Linked DNA regions of Homo sapiens: region 2 is linked to region 1. A link is an interaction called in ENCODE POLR2A ChIA-PET data of the cell type or tissue named here. Cell type or tissue: HepG2. All regions are shown on one strand.

Region 1 (2,500 bases):
CAGTTGACCTTTGAACAACATGGGTTTGAACTTCGGGAATCCACTTATAAATGGATTTTCTTCTGTGCCTGCCACCCCTGAGACAGTAAGATCAATCCCTCCTCTTTCTCCTCCTCCTCAGCCTACTCAACATGAAGAGGACAGGGAGAGGACCTTTATGATGATCCACTTCCATTTAGTAAATAGTAAACATGTTTTCTCTTCCTTATGATTTTTTTTCTTCAATTTTTGTTTTAAGTTCCGGGGTACATGTACAGAATGTGCAGGTTTGTTACAAAGGTAAACGTGTGCCATGGTGGTTTGCAGCACAGATCAACCCATCACCTGGGTATTAAGCCCAGCATGCATTAGCTATTCTTCCTGATGCTCTCCCTCCCCCTACTCCACTGAGAGGCCCCAGTGTGTGTTGCTCCCCTCTAGGTGTCCATGTGTTCTCATCATTCAGCTCCCACTTTTAAGTGAGAACATTCAGTGTTTGGTTCTCTGTTTCTGCATTAGTTTGCTGAGGATAATGGCTTCCAGCTTCATTTCATCTATGTCCCCGCAAATGACATGATCTTGTTCTTCCTTATGATTTTCTTTCCTTTTCTTTTTTCTGAGACGGAGTCTTGCTCTGTCGCCAGGCTGGAGTGCAGTGGCACGATCTTGGCTCACTGCAACCTCTGCCTCCCGAATTCAAGCAGTTCTCCTGCCTCAGCCTCCTGAGTAGCTGGGATTACAGGCGCCTGCCACCATGCCCACTAATTTTTGTATTTTTAGTAGAGATGGGGTTTCACCATGTTGGCCAGGCTGGTCTTGAACTCCTGACCTTTGAACTCCTGACCCTGTGATCTGCCCGCCTTGGCCTCCCAAAGTGCTGGGATTACAGGCGTGAGCCACCATGCCTGGCCATGATTTTCTTAATAACATTTTCTTTTCTCTAGCTTATTTATTTATTTTTTTAAGAGAAGGGGTTGGGCCAGGCGCGGTGGCTCACGCCTGTAATCCCAGCACTTTGGGAGGCCGAGATGGGTGGATCACGAGGTCAGGAGATCGAGACCATCCTGGCTAACATGCTGAAACCCCGTCTCTACTAAAAATACAAAAAAATTAGCTGGGCACGGTGGCGGGCACCTGTAGTCCCAGCTACTCAGGAGGCTGAGGCAGGAGAATGGTGTGAACCCAGGAGGTGGAGCTTGCAGTGAGCCGAGATTGCGCCATTGCACTCCAGCCTGGGTGACTGAGCGAGACTCTGTCTCAAAAAAAAAAAAAAAAAAAAAAAGAGACGGGGTCTTGCTCTGTGACACTGGAGTGCAGTGGTGTGATCACAGCTCATTGCAGTCTTGAACTCCTGGGCTCAAGCAGTCCTCCCACCTCAGCTTCCTGAGTCAGTGGGATTACAGGCATAAGCTACTGTGCCTGGCTATTCTAGCTTATTTTATTGTAAGAATTCAGTATATAATACATATAAACATACAAAATATGTCTTAATCAACTGTTTATTGGTAAGGCTTCCAGTCAACAGTAGGCTATTAGTAGTTAAGTTTTTTTTTTTTTTTTTTGAAGCAGGGTGTCACTCTGTCACCCAGGCTGAAGTGCAGTGGTTCAATCATGGCTCACTGCAGCTTCGACCTCCTGGGCTCAGGCGATCCTCCTGCCTCAGCCTCCCAAGTAGCTGGGACCACAGGTGTGTGCCACCATACTTGGCTAATTTTTAAATTGTTGGTAGAGATGGGATCCCCCTATGTTGCCCAGGCTGGTCGTGAACTCCTAAGCTCAAGTCATCCTTCTACCTTGGTCTCCCAAAGTGCTGGGATTACAGGCATGAGCCACCATGCCTGACCAGTAGTTAAATTTTTGAGGAGTCAAAAGTTATATGCAAATTTTCGACTGCAGGTTTGGGGGTGTGGTGTTGGCATCCCTAACCCCTGAATTGTTCAAGGGTCAACTTTAGTTGCTACTTATTAAGTATATGCTGTATGCTCAATACATACTATATTTTATCCTACTTAAACCTACAGCAGCCCATGATGGAAGTGTTATTTTAGTTTTCATTTTATAAATGAGAAAGCTGAGGCTCAGAAAGGCCAAGTAACTTGCCCAAGTTCACATAGCCGGTAAATAATATGCCTGTCATTCTGACGTAAGACTTGCTTCTTAATACCTAAATGATGTTTGCTGAAATGAGGGGAATGGGGGTTCTGATTAGGGAAGGGGAGGGGCTATTTAATTTTGTAGGATGGCCCACACAACATGTGGTACTCTGGGGCCAGGTCAGTTCAGGGTAAAAGGAAGGCAAGGGGTGCTTTTTGGACATTGCTTTATTTTTGGACAGCCCTTTTTTTTTTGGACAGCCAAAGAGCAACAGGAGGCCCAGGGGGAGTGGAAGAGGAAGGCCTAGGAGTTCAGTGAGGGAAAGGGGTCATAAAAAAGGAAGAGAGTGGCCTACTTCTGTTATTTATGATTCATCTCCTGCCATTCCTAGGTTACCATTGTTAGGGGAAAGATGTAGAAGTCACCA
Region 2 (2,500 bases), 94 kb before region 1:
CATTTTAGTTGGAGAGAATTTTGTAAAATTAACAGACAGGAGGTACAATGTAAAGGGAAAATGTGATGAATCTATTACATTAAATTTAAGGATTTCTGTTCAAAAAAGTCATCCATAACAGACACATAGGAAATCTATTTTTTGCAGTATATATTGCCAACAAAAATCAATAGTTAAAAATAAAGAACTTCGGAAAATAGAGCAGAAAACCCAACAGAAAAGCAGACAAAGGATAGGGAGAAGCAGTTCACAAAATGAAAGTTAAAATGACTAATAAGCATATTAGATAGTCTCAACCTTGTTAGTAATCAGATTATGCAAATTTAAACAATAATAATGTACTACTTTATGACCTTAAGATTTACAGGAAATTTAAAAGTTGTATGATATTGTTGATAAGCCTGTGCGGAAACATGATCTTGCTGATGGGAGTATAAACTTTAGTCATTCTGCATATATTTTGGAAGTACTGAATCACAAGTATATAAAAAACTGACAAGAACGTGTATGGTAGGTAGCATTATACAAAAGGCAAATACTTGGATACATGAAAGTCAATTTGATATTTAATTGAATTGTAGTTCAGAAAGGTGACAGTTTCCTGCATTATATGGTAAATCTCTTTGAGGTCAAGAACCATAGTTTATCTTTGTATTCCTGAGCACTTGGCTTGATAGTAGATATTCCATAGCTGTTAGTTAAATAGAAGCATAGTAAAATAGTCTTTTTGTTTTGTTTTGTTTTTTTGAGGAGTCTCGCTCAGTTGCCCAGGCTGGAGTGCAATGGCACGATCTAGGCTCACTGAAACCTCCACCTCCCGGATTCAAGTGATTCTCCTGCCTCAGCCTCCCAAGTAGCTGGGATTACAGGCATCCGCCACCATGCTTGGCTAATTTTTCTATTTGTGTAGAGACAGGGTTTCACCATGCTGGCCAGGCTGGTCTCGAACTCCTGACCTCAGGTGATCCACCTGCCTCTCAGCCTCCCAAAGTGTTGGAATTACAGGCGTGAGCCACCACGCCCAGCCTGTAAAAATGGAAGTTTTTAAGGTTAAAAAAAAAAAAAGTTTTTAAGGAAGGGGGTGTCCAATCTTTTGGCTTCCCTGGGCCACACTGGACGAAGCATTGTCTTTGGTCACACATAAAATACACTAACAATAGCTGATGAGCTCGAAAACAAAACAAAACAAAAAATTGCAAATAAATCTCATAACATTTTAAGAAAGTTTACAAATTTGTGTTGGGCCGTGGGTTGGACAAGCTTGTTTTAAGGAGTTGCAGAACCCATGGACTAAGAAAAACTTAGTAACATTACATCTACTGTTCATGGTCATAGTCACACAATTTATTACTACTGAACAGGGATTACAAATCAGAGTCATATGCTTTTGTCCTTTATTTTTTAATATGTTATTTTCTCTAAGTGTTGGTATGACATTCCATAAAAAACACAGAGCACATTTTAACTTTAAAGAAAATTATTTGAAGAGTGGTTGGGAGTTTGTCATGTTTATTCTACCTTAAAAAGCATTTGACTAATGATGTTAGAAGATCATTTTTCTGAAGTATAAACAAGCAGTTTTGTCTAGAATTCTGTATTCTCCAATTTCAGTCATTCATGTATCACCTACCCAATTTTTTCCATATCCATGTATGACTATTATTATTTACTTCATATTTTTCACCAATTTGCTTTTCTTAAAAAGTTAATTTTTTCCTAAGTAAAAATATTCGTGAATCCAAGTGTTATGCCAATTAAATTTTATACCACGTAATTTACAATGATGAAAGTAAAAACTACATACCATATACAATTATTGTTATTATTATTATTAGAGACAGGGTCTCACTCTGTCTGCCCAGGCTGAAGTGCAGTGGCATGATCAATAATAGCTCACTGCAGCCTTGAACTCCTGAGCTCAAGCAATCCTTTCACCTCAGCCTCCCAAGTAGCTGGGACTACAGGCACACACCACCATACCTGGCTAATTTTATTTTAATTTTTTTTTTTTTTTTTTTGAGACAGAGTCTTGTTCTTTCACCCAGGCTGGACTGCAGTGGCGCTATCTCTGCTCACTGCAAGCTCTGCCTCCCGGGTTCGGGTTCACACCATTCTCCTGCCTCAGCCTCCCGAGTAGCTGGGACTACAGGCGCCCGCCACCATGCCCGGCTATTTTTTTTTTTTTTTTTTTGTATTTTTAGTAGAGACGGGGTTTCACCATGTTAGCCAGGATGGTCTCAATCTCCTGACCTCGTGATCCGCCCACCTCGGCCTCCCAAAGTGCTGGGATTACAGGCGTGAGCCACCGCGCCCAGGGCTATTTTAAATTTTTGTATAGGTGGGATCTCACTATGTCGCCCAGGCTGGCCTCAGGTGATCCTCCTGCCTTGGCCTCCCAAAGAGCTGGGATTACAGGAGTGAGCCTGTGGTGACACCCAGGACACAATTATTTTTACATGTTTTTCACTTTTGAGTCTAGACTATATCTCTAAGGTTCATC

The links. Peaks named below come from ENCODE experiments on the same cell type or tissue, not always from the same donor. Only the 100,000 strongest peaks of a DNase experiment are listed, where the experiment ranks them.
Region 2: POLR2A ChIA-PET joins it to region 1 with 5 read pairs; 4 of 35 experiments call an interaction of 5 or more read pairs at or near these places.

The regions. Positions count from the first base shown.
Region 1 is chr3:179,247,769-179,250,268 of GRCh38, reverse strand. All of the region lies in intron 1 of KCNMB3 (potassium calcium-activated channel subfamily M regulatory beta subunit 3), which reads left to right. Among named protein-coding and RNA genes, the nearest start is that of KCNMB3, 2.1 kb to the left of the region's middle. In HepG2, no CTCF peak of the experiment used is centred here; no DNase peak of the experiment used is centred here.
Region 2 is chr3:179,341,987-179,344,486 of GRCh38, reverse strand. No RefSeq gene overlaps it. Among named protein-coding and RNA genes, the nearest start is that of MFN1, 4.5 kb to the left of the region's middle. In HepG2, no CTCF peak of the experiment used is centred here; no DNase peak of the experiment used is centred here.